Regions from separate parts of the Homo sapiens genome. Here region 1 is linked to region 2. A link is a loop called in an ENCODE intact Hi-C map of the cell type or tissue named here. Cell type or tissue: heart left ventricle. All regions are shown on one strand. Each heading gives the region's core, and the rest is flanking DNA. Links, peaks and the distances in the headings are about the cores only. Region 1 overlaps NIBAN1 (niban apoptosis regulator 1). Region 2 overlaps NIBAN1 (niban apoptosis regulator 1).

Evidence for each region. A loop is a pair of places that touch in the nucleus more often than their neighbours do. Peaks named below come from ENCODE experiments on the same cell type or tissue, not always from the same donor. Only the 100,000 strongest peaks of a DNase experiment are listed, where the experiment ranks them.
Region 1: a loop joins it to region 2, with 3 times the contacts of the local background. A loop is called at or near these places in 20 of 110 quality-filtered maps.

Annotation. Positions count from the first base shown.
Region 1 is chr1:184,888,234-184,897,517 of GRCh38, forward strand. NIBAN1 (niban apoptosis regulator 1) reads right to left here. Exons shown (of 14, transcript NM_052966.4): 3 at 5,842-5,973; 4 at 1,875-1,989. Among named protein-coding and RNA genes, the nearest start is that of NIBAN1, 82 kb to the right of the region's middle. In heart left ventricle, for the core only: no CTCF peak of the experiment used is centred there; no DNase peak of the experiment used is centred there; H3K4me3 peaks cover 612 bases; H3K27ac peaks cover 5,487 bases.
Region 2 is chr1:184,949,791-184,959,074 of GRCh38, forward strand. The region is part of intron 1 of NIBAN1 (niban apoptosis regulator 1); the gene reads right to left. Among named protein-coding and RNA genes, the nearest start is that of NIBAN1, 20 kb to the right of the region's middle. In heart left ventricle, for the core only: a CTCF peak has its summit at 4,534 (motif pointing left); no DNase peak of the experiment used is centred there; H3K27ac peaks cover 3,304 bases.

The DNA of each region.
Region 1 (9,284 bases), core at 848-8,847, 62 kb before region 2:
GCTTTTTCCAAGAAATGCACTTATTCATAAGCATCCCATCTTTATTATGCCTTTATTCTTTCTGGTAGAAATAATATCACAGAGTCAGTCTTCTTGACTGACATGGTTCTATCAAACAATCCTCCTTGCCCTCTCCAAGAATGTCATAATTTTGTACAAGCAACCAAAAGCAACATTGATCCTTTGCATTTAAAAAGCCTCAACAAACCCATAAAATTCATTCCTTTTAGCCTCTAGTTATCTCTCAACCTTTTACAACAATTTTCCAGATGCCATCAGTGAATTTTTTCTGAGTTACAAGAATATCACAACTGATCTACTGTAGAATATTCTATTTTAAAAGTCAGAAGGTCACAACACACAATTTTAAAAAGTCATTAAAATGCCCCAATCTGAAGCCTTGGGCCAACTGGGATTAATCACACAGGACTTGTGTTTTTTAGTCCTTTTCATTCCCTCCAATATGATTACAGCAATAAATCAATAAACATATTGTCTCTTCTGGCTGATTTCATTGGAAAGTTTTAGAGAGATTTGGATGAGTCAACATGTTGGTATTCCCATTTCTAGCTGCAGCTCCACTGCCAAGGGCATATAAGTAGATGTAAAAGAAAATATAATAATATGCATAGTGCACATAAAGTGTTGTTTTAGCATGAATTACTTAGTAATAATTTGTTAATCTTAGTTTATGGTCCATGTACCAATCCTGTAATTGTGTTATTAAAAACACTATGTTAAGCACTCAGCACCGAAATAACAATTGATAAAATGATTATGTTTTTCTCCATAAATTCTAATGAAATTATTATGTCCGTTAATAAGAACCAGGGCTCTCTTCAAGAACCAAGTAATTACTATGTAGTATGATTTATGCAAAGCCAAATGGAGTTATTACATTATCCACACTTCATGAATCTCTATGAATTGCCTTATTTAGTCTATATATTATCCATCATTTCTCCACATGTAAAAAGTGGAATGAATGAGAATCAAAGAAGGTTAGACCTAGAAAGACCCTTCTAGGTTTTTAAGTTCAAAGCCCTGTTTTTGAGTTGGAGAAACAGAAACCAGAGCTGTTCAGCAGCCGGCTAAGCTAAAGCATTTGGTAAGTGGCACAGCCAGAACTAGATAAAAATCCAATCTCCCAATTATCTTTCCATGGCAGCATCCCAGCTTTATTTATAGATATGCAAATTAATGCAATGCTTTTTTTTTTCACAGTAGCTATGAGTTACTGTAACACTTATTAAAAGGTTTTTTGTCTATTTAGGGTATTTAGTTGCATATCATCCTAAAATTAGAAAAATAGTATTCCCTGACAGGTCCAGGCTTGCTTACTAGAAGATGGGATTGTATATTTCATGGACTGGGCCCTACCTGTTTATTTCTGCTGCCTTGTGGAGTGCTATCAAAGCCTGCAATATATTCCAAAAGCTTCAAGATACCTGGCTGACAGCACATTTTCCATGTGCTAGAAACACAGAGACTGACTGTGTATTATTGAATGGGATTAGAAATAATGGAAGTGGTAAAATGTTTTCCTCAACTAGAGAAATCACATCTTCCACTTGTCTATGGGACATGAGTGACTAGCCCAGGGTTTCTCAACCTTGGCACTACTGATACTTTGTACCAGATAACTCTTCCTTGTTAGGGTCTGTCCTGTGCATGGTAGGATGTTTTGTAGCATCCCTGGCCTCTATTCACTAAATGCCATAGCACCCCGATTCCAATTGTGACAAACAAAAATGTCTCCAGATGCTGCCAAATGTCCCTGGAGGGAAATCCCTCTCCTTCACAGAGAAACACTGCTCCAGCTAAACAAAGAAGCTTAGTCATTTTGCCTTGGAAAAGAATGATCAGCAACTCACCAAGAGGGTCTGGGAAATGCCTGTCAGACAACAGATTATATTCATCTTCTGAGGTTAACACCTTGCCACCGGCTGGAAGAATTCGACATTTAGGAGCAGCTCCTCTCTGATAGGCCTGGGGAGGGAAAGGCACACAGGAATGATATCTTTTTCCCCATTTGATTTTTGGAAAATATCAGGGATATAACAAATAGACAGATTCAGACATTCAGAGATAGCAATCCCCATACTATGTTATTGAGTTATAGTCATTTACTCAAAAAATATGTTTTGAATACCTGCTAATGGCAAGGTAATATTTTAATACTTTCATGTGACAGTCACAACATGGTAAATCAGAGTCCCTAATCTCAGGGAGATTTACCCTAGGTATGTTCTCGAATGTGGAAAACATAATCTCAGTAACCCTGAAAGTCTGCACCACATTTGCCATTTCAGATGCTAACAACTAAATCATTCTGATAATAACCACAAAGGTGACGATCACACAAATACTGCACAGAATGCTTGGTGACTGATGTGGGCCACATAGGATGACTAATGAGACTGTGGAACACGTAGCTGCAATGATAGTTACCATGGATTTTCATCAAAACATGAAAATGTTGGCATAAAATATGCCACTATTTTGCCCTCAGATGTGAAACTGTTTTGCAGCAAAATGGTTGAGATGGAAGTACAGCACTGTGACATCAGAACAAATGCTGGCCAGCAGACAAGAAGCTCTGCTATTTGAGACACAGAAAAGAGGCACAGGGCATTGCCAAAGCAGTTTGGTAAGCACCTATGCCCACAAGGACATGCAGATAAGATAACATTTAAGTATGTGCATCTGACGGGAGGGCTTAAGTCAAGGCAAAATTCTGAAACTAGTAATCTAAAGGCAAGTTGAGAATTGAAACTAAGAAAGTTTGAGACCCAAAATCTAGAATTTACTCTTGGAAATGACTAAATAATGTTGATCTGACCAACATAATCAGAGTAACGATAACACGTTCTGCAGCAATAAGATAGTGAAGAGATCCAAATGAAACAAACTCTCAGATATCTAAATTACTTGTAACAACGACTAATCAACTGCTTAAGCATGTGAGGGAACCAGAATATACCCACTAACACAGAATTCTGGCAGCCTGACCTATTCATCCTAAGAAAGACGATTGGAGGACTCTTCTGAATAAATGATTAACCCAGGAAGGAGGATCTATACATAATTGAGGGCTCCCCATGAAATAATACCTTACAGCTCTAAGAACTCCCACAGAGCTACATTATAGTGAAACAATAATGTTGAGAGAAGAATCTAAACTTGTATGATATTAAGAAGATTTACAAGCAATTTGATTTAGACTGGACTCAAAAGTGAATTGTATTACTAGTTATAACAGGCCCCAATATTGGCTTTTATAAGCATTATACCACTTAATCCTCAAAACAGTACTATGCATTACATGTTATCTCCATTTTTCAAATGGGAAACATGAAGCTCAAAGAGACTGAATAACTTGCCCATGGCCCAGCAGTGAGTAGGTGACACATCCAGGATTTATATTCATGCCTGTCCAGCCCCAGTGCACACAAAATAGAAACTGATTATCAAGTGAGAATGTTTTACTTTTCCTGTTTAATTGCCAGCCAGAATTGGACTCTAAATAAAATAATAGATGACTTACAGGTACTTAATGCATAATTCTTAGATATAATTTTATAAGATACTTCCATAAATTAAAAAAAGAAGATATTATTAAAACTTCAAGAAATTATGACAAACTGCGTGGACTTTAAAAGAATTCCAAGTTTCAAAAAACACTTGGTTATTACCAAATTAAGTCACCATATCTTAACAATTTGAACAGGTTCAGTTAAAAACGATGAACAAAGAAAAAGCAGTGCAATGTACAAACTGCAAGCTGAGAGAGCAAGCTGAAATAAGTGAAAAGAGGAAAAACACCAACATTTGATTCAAAATGAAACCTCAGTTAGTGTTAAATGCAGTGAAAAACTTTAATAAATCCAAGAACAAGATCTAGGGCTGTTTCTTCCCAATGGGTTAGTAGTAATCATACCAGCAACTGCTCCACACCCAGCTCTAGCTTTACCACAGGCCCAGCCATATGCTAAATGCTTCCGTACATTCATTCACTTACTCCTCTCAACACCATGGCAAAGAAATCACGCAGATCTCATTTTACAGATGAGAAAACTGAGGCTCAAGATTTATAGCTTAGGCAAGGGCGCCTATCTAGTAAGTGGTAAAGGTATGAGTCAAAGCCCATAGTATGAACCATATTATGCTACACTGTCCCTCCTCAAGCTCCTCTGAAAGGACGTTGTAATGAGTCATACAAAACATAAGGTGTCTTGTTATTATCATCACTATTTGTAGTGTATTGATACTTTGTTGCTGAGTACAAATTAAGTGTTGAATAAAATCCTAATATTGATAAGCAGAGAAAATATTAGCTTAATAAATGTTGAAAAGAGTAAGTCTACCCAAGAGAGCACTTGAGCTTTGCCTGGTAGCCTGTGAAATAAGTTTGTAGTATATTTTATTTCTATTTTCCATCAGAAATGGGAAGGAAACAGATTGGTCTGTCAGTCTGAAGCCTCTTCCTAGCATCAGGTGTAGTCCTCACAGTGCTCTGTGAAGACTATCTTGACTACTCTTTTTTTATTTTTTTTGAGATAGAGTCTCACTCTGTCACCCAGGCTGGAGTGCATTGGGGTGATCTCAGCTCACTGCAACCTCAACCTCCCGAGTTCAAGTGATTCTCCTGCCTCACCCTCTTGAGTATCTGAGACTACAGGCATGCACCAGCATGCCCAGCTAATTTTTGTATTTTTAGTAGAGATGAGGTTTCATCATGTTGGCCATGCTGGTCTCTAACTCCTGACCTCGGGTGATCCACCTGCCTTGGCCTCCCAAAGTGCTGGGATTACAGGCATGAGCTACTGCACCTCGCCATCTTGACTATTCTTGAGCTTAGAGGCCAGAGAGCAGAGTTTTAAATCTGTTACTGTCGTTCACTGATAAATAGTAGCTGTTCATTTCAAAGGGAGCTTGAGGGTCTATGCAGACTAAAAAATGTGTACAGTATGAGATCTGGGAGGATAGTGGGATCATTTGACCTAACTGTTTAGCTTAATTGAGGACTGAAGGCAAGAAGTCACTTGTCAACAGGTTCATTTCTAGTTAATGGCACAACTTGACCTAACCTTTAGTTTGCCAAATTCACTGCCTGCTATTCTTTCCCCTATACCACACTACCTTCCTACATAAGGAAAGAAATGGGAACCAATAAAAACTAAAGTCCTCCCAGGGGCTGAATGCTTTACACCCATTATCTCACTTTCTCCACATTTTACAGACAAGGAAAATAGTGAAATAACCAGAAAAAAGTTAAATGAAAAAAAAATACCTCCATGGAAATAAAGTATGTGAGGCATTCTGAATTCCTAGGAACCCAGGAAAACCCAGGCAGATTCAAATTTAATAGCAACCTATGAAATAACTCCTGAGCCACCTGTCATGCACAGGGCTTCAGAGTGGGAAGACAGAGACATAGAGCAGAGATGTCAGGATGGTGGCTGAGAAAGACCTCAAGGCTGAATGATCATAGGAAAGGCTCCCATGCCAAATACTGGTCCTTCTGTCTTCATACTCACTTGCAATCACTTGTTCAAAGTCTATCTTGCCACTAGACGGCAAGCATCTGTCTTATCAACTGCTGTATACCCAGAACCTTGTATAACACTTGGTATGCAGTAGGCATTCAATCAGTATCTGTTAGCTGAAATAGATACCTACATGAATGAGTGCTTATTGAATGAATCAGTCTCTATTTTTGTACCAGTACCATGCTGATTTTGTTAGTATAGCCTTGTAGGAAGGAGAGGGCACACCAATCAACCGAGCCAAACTTTTAAGAACAGTGTAAGAATCAGTAGTAACAAAGAAGTGTCTTACCTCTTTATTCTCATAGCTCTCCACAGCATAATCATTTTTAACTACAACGTATCTCTCCTTCCACTTCTTTATGTCTTCAGAAAATTGTGATAGCTCTGCTTCATACAAAATAGTTCCAGGCGCCAATGGTGGCTTAAAGAAGATGAATACAATTAACTATCACAACAAAAGATAACACACCTTGTTACCACAAAGTTATCCATGCTATTTCAAGGAATAGTTTAGGAAACTATCTTCCACTGAGATCCTGGGGAAACTGTTGCTTCCTCCTCTCCCCCCACAATTTCCCTTTCCTACTCCACTTGACCCAATGTAAATATTTGTCTTATTGGTATTTTTATGATTTTCATTTCCCTCTATTATGCTATAGGAACAGAAGCATATGGTAGAAGGAATTATAGTAATAAGGTTATTATGCCTTGCATGCATGTGGCACTCAATAAATGCTTGATAAACTCTATGGGAGAGAGGGAGTGAGGCAGGAAAGTGTAAGTGTGGATACCTACCTGGACACCCTGAACATGACTCAGGGTTAATCCCCGCAAAGCGGGAGAATTAACAGACCGTTCCCCTATCCATTACACCTGCCGATGCTGCCTCCAATTCTCAATGGTTTTCCTAAACCCAAAGCCATGGGGACCCCTCTCCATGCTACTCAAGGAGATCATGTTTGCTATTTGGTTAAAGAACAAGCAGGTATCAAGCCAGAACACCTGAGTTCCACCGCTTCTACTGAAAAGTTTGAGGATTTCTTATTAACTGTGGTGATATATGTGCTGTGCGGGCATTTCCATTAGATTCCTAGTTACATCTTCCATTGGATTAACTGTGTAAGGATAATTCCCATCCGGCTTCATTGTGTAATTTTCATATTATTTCAAAATATACAAATGGGCCTCTTTTCTTTTACATGTCACTGAGTTTACATCTATTTTCCCTTTATTAAAAAATCATAGTGCCTTCAGAAACTTACCCCTCTACTTTCAAGTAAAATTTTAAATGAGCTATACAGAAAAAAAATAGATATGCCAATCTCTTTTAAGAATAATCTAAGGGATGAAACAAATTCCCTTCCAAATTCCAGTGCTTAATGAGGCAAGATAGGAGACAGATAATGCGGCAGTCCCCTATCTTGCCTCATTAAAAGGTAAGAGAGAATCTCTTCTCTTTAAATGAAACTGAAACCATGGCATAAGCTGAACTTCATAGTTCTTATGTGCAGCTTTTCTTAAAACCTGGACCACTTAATCAACTGATAAGCTTGTTAAAAATGGGGCCTCACGATAGACTTACTATATCAGAATCTCTGGAGCTGTGGGCCATAATGTGCATTTTAACAAGCTCCCTAAATTTTGAGATCACTGTTTTATGAGGGAAAGCAATCACTTATCCCTATGTACTCATGCTGCTAAATATATTGGTTAACTTCTCAGCATTATGTGACTCACTTATCACTTATTCTCTCTTGAAACCCCTTCTTTTTTATTTTTAGTTTTTTAAATTTTATATTCAAGGGGTACGTGTGTTTCTTACATGGGTATTACGTGTAACGGTGGGGACTGGGCTCCTAGTGTACCCATTACCCAAATCTTGAGCATTGTACCCAATAGGTAATTTTTCAACCCTTACTCCCCTCCCACCTTCCCCACTTTTGGAGTCTCCAGAGTCTATTCTCTCCATCTTTATGTCCATGTGTACCCATTATTTAGCTCCTGCTTATAACTGAAAACATGTGGTATTTGATTTTCTGTTTCTGAGTTAGTTCACTTAGGATAATGGCCTCCAGCTCCATCCATGTTGTTGCAAAGGGTATGATTTTGTTCTTTTTTATGACTGTGTAGCATCCTGTGGTGTATATATACCACATTTTTTTTATCCAATCAACCGCTGGTGCACACTTAGGTTGGTTCCATGGCTTTGCTATTAAAAATAGTGCTGTGATAAACACACACATACAGGAGTCTTTTTATATAATGATTTATTTTCCTTTGGGTAGATACCCAGTAGTAGGATTGCTGAGTCGAATGATAGTTCTTTTTTAGTTATTTGTGATATCTCCATACTATTTTCCGTAGGGGTTGAACTAATTTACATTCCCACTAACAGTGTATGAGCATTTCCTTTTCTCCACATCCACATCATCTGTTATTTTTTGACTTTTTAATGACATTCATTCTTACTGCTGTAAGATGATATCTTGGTGTGGTTTTAATATACATTTCTCTGATGATTGGTGATATTGAGCATATTTTCATGTGTTTGTTGTCCACTTGTATGTCTTCTTTTGAGAAATGTCTGTTCATGTCCTTTGCCCAGTTTTTAATGGGGTTGTTTTTTCTTGTTGAGTTTCTTGTAGATTCTGGATATTAGTCCTTTGTTAGGGGCATAATTTGCAAATATTTCTCCCATTTTGTAGGTTATCTGTTTATTTTGTTGACTATTTCTTTTTTGTGTATAGGCTTTTTAGCATAACTAAGTCCCATTTCTCTATTTTTGTTTTTGTTGCATTTGTTTTTGGGGTCTTCATCACAAATTCTTTTCCTGGGCAAATGTCCAGAAGAGTTTTTCCTAAGTTTTCTTTTAAGATTTCTATAGTTTCAGGACTTACACTTAGGTTTTTAATCCATCTGAAGTTAATTTTTGTATATAATGAGAGATAGGGGTCCAGTTTCATTCTTCTGCATATGACTAGCCAGTTTTCTCAGCACCTTTTATTGAATGGGGTATCCTTTCTTCATTATTTATTTTTGTTGATTTTATCAAAGATCAGTTGGTTGTAGGTATGTGGCTTTATTTCTGGGTTCTCCATTCTGTTCCATTGGTCTATGTGTCTATTTTTGTACCAGTACCATGCTGATTTAGTTAGTATAGCCTTGTAGTATAATTTGAAGTCAGGCAATGTGATGTCTCCAGATTTGTTCCCTTGCTTGGGCGTGCTTTGGCTATTCAGGCTTTTATTTGTTCCCTATGAACTTTAGGATTAATTTTTCTAATTTTGTGTAAGATGACATTGGTAATTTGATAGCAATTGAATTGGAGCTGTATATTGCTTTGGGGAACATGGTCATTTTAATGATAGTGATTTTTCCAATCTGTGAGCATGGGATGTGTTTCCATTAGTTTGTGTTGCCTACAATTTCTTTCATCCGTGTTTTGTAGTCCTTGTAGAGATCTTTCATCTCCTTGGTTAAATGTACTCCTAAGTGTGTGTGTGTGTGTGTGTGTGTGTGTGTGTGTGTGTGTGGTGGGTGGGGGTGGCTATTATAAATGGGATTGAGTTCTTAATTTTGAAACCCCTTTTTTATTTGCCTTCTGGGACATTATGCTTTTCTGATTTTTCTCCTACTCCATAGACCGTTTCTTCTTAGTCCATTTTGCTGGATCCTTCTCCTTTTTCTGATCTCCAAATGCTGAAGGGGCCAGTGTACTGTTTCTTTTCTCTG
Region 2 (9,284 bases), core at 940-8,939:
GTGAAGAATCTCAGACTAGAATTTAGGTCTCAGTTTCTAATGGGGAAATTGGGGATGACAATATCCACAGAAAATTATGCAGTACTGGGTTGGGGTCCCTGCTCTGTCACAGACCAGCCATAGGTAAGGCTCTTGCACCCCCAGGCAATCAACAGTCATCACCATCACTACCACCATCATTATTATTGAATGGATGCCAAGAATGAAACAATAAAAAGATAATTCCATCAAATGTTTATTTAAAACTACTCTATCAAGATAATGATTTTTTATTTGCTTTATCTCCAAAATCATTTTAAAAAAAACAAGAGTTATAAAGGTAAGAACCCCACCCAACCCCAACCCAAATGAATGCATTCACCCTGTTCACTAGTGCAGAGGAGTCTGTTAATTTAGATGCAGATAATCTCATGAGATAATATAATGGTCTCTATTATCTTAACGATGAACAAGGAATCTGAGCCTGTTAGTGAGAAGGTGCACGACTTTTTTCCCAGGCCATCCAGGATTGTTTAGCATAGTGAGATGAAATTTACAAAAGGTAAGTGAATGATGAGAAGGAGTTAATATAATTTATTCCCCAATGTAATTTTCTCCACATTCTTAGGCAGGCAGGCCCCAGACACTTTGTCTTTTCACTCCATCATTCTCCTAATATGTAACAAGGGCCATTAAGCTAGGTAAAAAGATGAATTGCTAGAGATCATTATGCACGCTTTCAGCAGCCCATGAAATGTACCCAAGAACAATAAAGATATCTGATGACCTGTCAAGAAGATGCTTATGCAAATGAGAACATCATGATTATACTTCTGCTTGTTCATCTAAAGGCTATCGTGAAATATAGATTGAAAAACTTCACTTGCTCAGTAGCATCACAAATAAGAAGCTGGTTTTCGATTAGGTTATGCTAGAAATGAAAATTCATGGCCACATGCCTAATTCAGCTATAAAAGAAGACAATAATCGACATAGAACAGCATCCAACCTGATTTCCTTGGGAAACAATAATTTCATTACATGACAGTTCTTACCGCTCCCTTGAATTACAGTATTTGGTGCTGAAAATTACTTGTAATCCTCAGAAGTAAAATATATTGTGAGCATATATCATCAGCATCTTTCTGCTCTTAAATAGTAAGTGATATTTCTGACTTGAATTCAATAACCTTCAAGGTATCCATGAGAATTAAGACAGAAAGAGGTTGAGGCAATGGATATAAGCCATACAGCAAACTCCTCATGGGAGCATGAACTCAGCTCAGTTTTTCTGACACCCAGCCGCCTCCTCTCATGGCTATGTAGTGAGTGACATTGTATGCAAGAGTGAGGCATTGGCTTCAAGGAGGACCATGTGCATTAAATATTAGCTGTGTGGCCTTTGCCACAGTCTCCCTGGGCTTCAGTCTCACCATCTGCAAATGATAACAGTACCTATCTTGGAGGGTTATTATGAGAATTTAGATGAGGTAACACGTGTAATGTTCTTACCCTAGTGCCTGGCAGGTAATTAAGGATGCCACTTAACAAATGACAGTGATTATCAGATGAGACATCCATCTGCTTAGCTGACATCTCCACTTGAACCTCAATCTTAGCCTGTCCAAAAGTGAACTCTTCATTTTCTCCATCAAATGTGTTCCCCCAGTCTTCCTTCTTTCAATAAGCAGCAACTCCATTCTTTCTTTTGTTCAGGTCAGAAATTGTGGAGTCATCCTTGAAGCCACTTTTTTTCCCCTCATATTCCACATACTTCATCAGCAAATCCTGTCAGCTCTACCTCCAAAATGTATTTATAACCCAACCATGTCTCCCTACCTCCAGCTACCCCCTAGTCCACACCACCATAATCCCTGGCCCGGATCACAGCTCCAGCTTCTTCCTGTTTGGCTTGCTTCCTCCCTTGTCCCCCCTACAGTCTATTCTCTACACAACAGTCAGATAATTCAGACTATGGCGTTCCTCTCCTCGAAACTCCCCATGGCTTCTCTTCTTACACAGAGTAAAAGCCCAAGTCCTTCCAATGGCCTATAAGTCCCCCTGAGATGTGATCCCACCTACCTTGCTGCCCTGTCTCTGCTCACAGTTCCCATTGCTCATTCCTCCGTAACCACACTGACCTCCCTGCTTCATCATCCTTGGTAATGATACCATCTTATTATTTCTTAGTTTTATTTCTCCCTACCACCACCTCTATGATGTAAGTCCCATGAGAGCAGGGATTTAGTCTGCTTTGTTCATCCCGTTTCACAGAACAGGGCATATTTCTATTTGATGACTAGAAGGAAAGACACACAATGAATGCTTCATTATTATAAGAAATAGATAGGCCAGGCATGATGGCTTACGCCTATAATCCCAGCACTTTGGGAAGCCAAGGTGGGCAAGTGCTTGAGTCCAAGAGTTTAAGATCAGCCTGGGCAACATAGCAAGACCTCATCTCTACAAAAGAAAATTGAAAAAATAAGCCAGGTGTGGTGGCACATGCCTACAGTCCCAGCTACTCAGGAGGCTGAGGTGAGAGGATAGCTTGAGTCCAGCAGACAGAGGTTGCAGTGAGCCATCGCACCACTACACTCCAGCCTGGGCGACAGAGCAAGACCCTGTCTCAAAAAAAGAAAAAGAAAAAGAAATAGATGTGTTCCATGACGTTTGAGGTTTTAAGGGCTAAACCAGGGGTGTCCAGTCTTTGGGATTCCCCGGGCCACATTGGAAGAAGAAGAATTGTCTTGGGCCATACATAAAATATGCTAACACTAAGGATAGCTAATGAGCTAAAAAAGAAAATTGCACACAAAAAAATCTCATAATGTTTTAGGAAAGTTTACAAATTTGTGTTGGGCCACATTCAAAGCCTTCCCGGGCCACATGCAGCCCACAGGCCATGGATTGCACAAGCTTGGACTAAACTAAATGCTGCAAATTAAGGTTTATAAGTTCATCCTAAGTAAGTTTTTTTGAAAAGACTTAATCAATCAATTAAACAACTTGTTTCACTAATGAGAAAACCGAGGCCTAAAGACAAGCCCAAAGTCACATGGTATGTGCCAGAACCAGGATTCAAACAAGTTCTTCTACACCAAGTTCATGTACTTGCCCCTCAAGTTTATGCTGTCTATTAAGTCTGAAGCATACTGAAGTCTCAACTCCATAAATTATAGAAAATATATAGAAATTCAGTTCTGATTCCAACTGGCTCCAGGAATGGTTGACTAAGGATTTTGAAGAAAAGTATTTTATTTGATGTACAGTTTATTTAAAATCTTTGACTTTAGGTTGCAGAAGGTATACTATTATAAGTGATAAAACCAGTTGTTGAGAGTCCATGTCCCTATCACAGTGTTAAGTGCTTTACGAGGATTAGTGCAATGAGTCTTTACAACAGCCTTCGGAGGTACTATTATCCCCACTTTGTAGTGGAAGAAACCAAGGTTAGAGGAGGCTAGATAACTTGCAGAAGGTAGCACAGCTAGCAAGAGATGGGGCCATTATCTGTACTTGGGTGCTCTACCTCCACAGCCAATGCCCTACTGAATCAAGAAAGCTACACAGTTAACATTTTATGGTAAATGTTTCTTAAGGGTTTAGTTGCTCTGTAAGTTCATTTTATTTTGTCCACTCTTCTAAAAATGAGACATATTATAAATATCATTTTGAAAGCGTCTTTTACATATCTTAGTGAAACTTATGCTCATTTGCAAAATACATCATATGTGTATATTTCTCCTTAGAATGAACAATGCAGAAATTTAAACATATCCCTGGAGAAATGCTGAGTTTGGTTATCAGCACACCTTAAGGCATCAAATATTTTCATTAAAAACATGTGGAGACATGAAGGTTTGTGCTCCCTTTCTCAGACATCCACTGATGTCAATAGCAGTGATGATCTGAAATAAACAAAGTAGTTAGCTATAGTACGCCTCAGGAGTTTCTCGTGGAAGTGCCAAATAATGATACCGAAGGGAGGAAATGCTGAAACATGAAATGTGTGAGTAAGTGGGTTAGTCACTAAAGTTGTCATGGGTCAGGAGACATATCTTATGGCTTCTCAGAACTTAACATTCCAGAAATCACTGAAAAAGGTGAGAAAGTTCAGAGAAAATGAGACAACCTCAGAGTCTAGTGACGGTGTTTTCCAAAGAACACTGGATAAGGTAATTATGTTATTTCAATTTCAACTGCAAATTATATGATTCAAGGAGCACTTCATTACTCAAAATTCCTAAGGGGGAAAGATTATGTATTGGTACTACATTGTTTAAGATAAGAAACTTTTTAAACATCTAAGCCCTTATCTGAAACATTATCTACATACACAACGGCTCAAATGTGATTTTATGGAAATCGGTGAGTTAGAGAGGGAGAGTAAGTTGGATGGGGGAAACCTTGGACTATTCTAGGACAAAAAGTTCAGAAAATATTCCAGACCTTGGGAATTTGGTTATAGGTCTAGAGTGGAAGCCAAGAACAGAAAATGAGACAAAAGAGAATGAAACTCATCTGTTATTTCCCTTAACTGCTATCCACGGTGCCACCTCCTGGCTAGGAAAAAGGGGTAGTCATGTGAAATACTAGGTTTTCATATCTTTCCATCCCTTTAAGAGAAAATTCAGAAGAGATAAGAAAATCTTAGCATTTCCTTGTGAGTTTAACCATTCAGCTAAGGGAAATGCAGAAGACCAGGGCAAAGGCAAATGACCTCAGGGCCTCTTTTATCTGGGTTAATGAGGGAGTCAAGCACGAGCCTGTCTGGCTGGCTGCTTGTGCCTGCAGTTCTTCAGGGGCAGGGCAAATTATACTTAAGTTTTAAGTCTAGGGTTGAAAATACATCAGATTGGAAAAAAGGCTTGTCATTTTCGGGATGCTTATGTGTAACTCAGAATCAGAGTATATTCTGGTTTGAACTGGAAACTTAAATCTTGGAAATGTTTGGTTTGGTTTGGTTGGATACCATGGATTATGAAAAGAGCTCTGCACCAGGAGTGTGGAGACCTGAATTCCAAGCCTATGTGTGCTTTACTAGCTAGGCAGATGAGAACAGCTCATTCAGCTTCTGAGATTACAATAAAAGAGTTGGATTAGATGCTTATCTCTAAGTTTCCTTGCAGCTCTATGAATCTTCTATGAATCTTTATTCGAGAACAGCTGTCTAAAAGAAATGCCATGTGAGCCATAGATGTAAGCCTCAAATGTTATTTGGTCTTCCAGTAGCCACATTAAAATTTTTTAAAAACTGATTACATTAGTTTTAATATATGTTATTTAGCCCAATCATAGGGCCAAAATTGTATTACTTCAATATGTAATTGCTATTAAATAGCAGTTTTGTATTAAATAATATTAATTATTTTACATTATTTTCTTTGTACTAAAACTTCAAAATTGGTGTGTATTTTAAACTTGCATCATATCTTAATTTGGACTAGCCACATTTCAAGTGCTCATTAGTTATATGTCCCTAATGGCTGCTGCAATGGACAAATAGATATAAAAGGCTTCAATCTTTTCTTTTCTTTTCCTTTCCTTTCCTTTCCTTTCCTTTCCTTTCCTTTCCTTTCCTTTCCTTTTCTTTTTTGTTTTGTTTTTGAGATGGAGACTTGCTCTGTCACCAGGCTGGAGTGTGCAACCTCTGTCTCCCAGGATCAAGCCATTCCCCTGCCTCAGCCTCCCGAGTAGCTGGGACTACAGGTGCGCACCACCACGCCCGGCTAAATTTTTGTATTTTAGTAGAGACGGGGTTTCACCATGTTGGCCAGGATGGTCTCAATCTCCTGACCTCGTGATCTGCCTGCCTCAGCCTCCCAAAGTGCTGGGATTACAGGCGTGAGCCACAGAGCCCAGACTCAACTTTTCTTACATAAAGAATATGAAGCCTATACCCTGCCTTCAAAATTAGAATCCACTTAAAGTAGAAAATGTATTCATTGAAATGTTAGGTTCAACATGTTGAGGGTGATATAAAGGAAAAAGTGACAATAAAAACAAGGGATAGGACTTTTGACAGGAATTGCCAATGGAAAGATACAAAGGCAAGGTGTGTCATGTAGAGATGAGAAGGTTGGGCAGAAATAATGTATGCCACCTCCAGGCCTGGAGCACAAAATCTACCCACATAATCCTCCACTGTCTATCTGCCCTTATCTGCAGATGTATGCACAGTGTCCACTTAGTGTCTTTGTGGCCCTAAGAATCATGAAGCCACTAGCCATTAGGTCAGGGATTATTTTTTCTTTTTGTTTGTTTTTTTTTTTTAGAGCCAAATTCTCACTCTTGCCTAGGCCGGAATGCAGTTGTGCAATCACAGCTCACTGCAGCATCTCTTGATCCTGGGTTCCAGCGATCTTCCTACCTCAGCCTCCTTAGCAGCTAGGACTACAAGCATGCGCCACTACATTTGGCTCATTTTTGTTTTTTGTAGAGACGAGGTCTCACTATGTTGCCCAGGCTGGCCTCAAACTCCTGGTCTCAAGCGATCCTCTTGCCTTGGGCCTTCTAAGGTGCTGGAATATGCCCAGCCAGGTCAGAGATTATTGATCTGGAGCCTGTAGACCCTCATGGGCTCTGTGGATAGAATTCAGGCCATCCAAACACTGAATGGAGGAAAAGAACACCTGTGTTTTATTAACCTTCAACTCAAATTCAGCACTTCTCCAACCCTGAATGTAGGCAACAAAACAGTGTAATTTAGCAGTACTTGTGACTTTGTCACCAATAGAGCTCACAGATGTTTTCGTAGCACATTTAAGTTGCTGCATATCTTAGAATAGCACTTCTTCAAAATGACAGTAGTTATTAAACCCTCCATGAGACCTTGTCATTGAATGCATTAATAAAGAGCACATATATTACCATATCACAGATTTTAAAAATATTTTGATAACTACAGTTCAATAAAATTGGTTTCTTTTATCATCCTCTCTATATTTTTTTCATTTAAAAATGTTACTCTAAAAAGGGGTCCATAGGCTTTAACAAACCACCAAAGGTGTCCATGGTACCATGCACTAGATGAAAAGAGTCTGGGTCCACACACAAGCCCACTGCCCTTCATTAGCCCCCCACCAAATCACCCTGGATAGTGTGATGAGTGAGATACAAATCACTATAAGCCACTGAGCGTTGATGTCTGTTTCAGCAGTTAGACCATTCTAATTAATGTACAACTGAAACATGGCTTCAGGCCACTGCCACTGGTTAACATTGCCACCAGCTTCCCTGCATTGAAGAGAAGACACCAGCAGTGATGTGCTGGTAAACTGGGTCTCAAAAACCAACAACAACACAAAAAGACTCCCACCATCGCTGGTTTCAAGCTATCAATGTGATATCACTGAGCTCACAGTTAGGAAAAGATGCCTGGATTCAGCTGTTGCCAGCCAGTGTGAGCTGGCTCCTAGCACAGCACTGGGGTTGCTCTCCCTCACAACCATTCCGAGAAGGGTGTCTTCCTATTGTCCTTCCCTGGTTTGAGGGGAGGAGTATGTGTAGGACCTTGAGAATAGTTGTTTAAAGGTGCCTATTTAAACCCTGCGTCCGACTCTTTCATAATGAATAAATAAAGCAGAATACCTCACAGGCAGTAATTTGTAAATTCAACAAGCTGTTGAAAAGAACCTAATTAGTACTAATTACAACACTAGAGTGTCCCAACACATTATAATGCCATTGCTTCTGTAGAGGCATTGTGTTTAAACACTCTGAAACATTAATTAGTCTGCAGAACAAATGTGTGGGCTAGGTATTATTCAGCAGTATGTGAAAGCCAATCATTTACTCTGCAAAGGCCTGATGCCATTACTGATAGTAAAACAAATTGATTAACATAATGGTAGGACTGGGAAATGTGAGAATTATATCACATTTATTACATTATATTATTCATTTCTGACCCTCCTTTTCTCACTGGGCATTACTACTGTCCTCATTTTCATAGGAGAAACTGAAGGCAGCCAGTTGACAAGTCCAAAATCTCCAGAGAATCCAACTTCAGATTCAGCGAGTCCTCAGGAAATTATCGTGCCTGTTTTCCAAAGGTGAAAGCTCCATTTATTTATTTTTTATTGTATGCCTTACTTCCCAAATATAAATATTTTATTTGATAATGAAGAAGTTGCATAAAGGTATCATTTTATTTAAAGTTAGCTTAAAGTGGCTGCAAAGGCTGCTTTGGGCTATTCATAAATTCCATATTAGGTGTTGCTAACATTTAGGTGACTTTTAATTTCTGGATTAAGCTATTTATAATCTACCATCTCACCCACTGAAAATATCCACTTCAAAAAGTAGCCAAAGGCCTGGCACAGTGACTCACGCCTGTAATCCCAGCATTTTGGGAGGCCAAGGCAGGTGGATCACTTGAGGTCAGGAGTTCAAGACCAGCCTGGCCAACATAGTGAAACCCCATCTCTACTAAAAATACAAAACAATAAAAAATAGCCAACTGTGGTGGTAGGAGCCTGTAGTCCCAGCTACTCAGGAGGCTGAGGCATGAGAATCGCTTGAAGCTGGAAGGCAGAGGTTGCAGAGAGCCAAGATCACACCACTGCACTCCAGCTTGTGTGACAGAGGAGTCACACACACACACACACACACACACACACACACACACAAATAGCCAAATAATTTAGAATTAAGATATTGAATCAAAAGTTTAGTAAATGTTTCCACTTAGCTCATTTAAGGTAGCTAAAGCAGCTGAGCGTTCAAATCCTATCACGCTGATACTCCTTTTCATTAAAGAAAAAGCTATGTATACTTGGAATTTCTAAAAGAAACACTTAGAATTTCTGGAAGAGCATTTGATACCCTGTTACCTTTCGTCTAAGATATTTACTTGCCTGGCACATAGTAGGCACTCAATAAATGTTAGCTTTTACTACAGTGATTATCATTTCTCAGGCCAGGAGTTAGCATTTTTAGTTAGGAACTGATATCTCACTTGACATGCTCAGGTCTTAGTCATGCTCTAAAATTCTTACTTACTTTAAATGTAAACCATACATTTCAATTATTGTTACTAATTTAATTCTCCTCTCTAACAAAACCATTTTAAATATTTATACTCCAGATATTACACATTTGCCATTGTTGCTCATAAAATTTGGCTTTATTTTAACTCTAAGCCTGCATCTGCTTTGCTTAGGCAATTTTTCCTGTATAACTTGTGTTGAATGAGTTACACAGGAAATAATCCTTTAAACAAACGCATTCAATCCAAATTTGGAAAATCTCTGAATTCTTTTTAGCTAATCATGGAAATTGTCACTTGTTCTGTGTGCGAA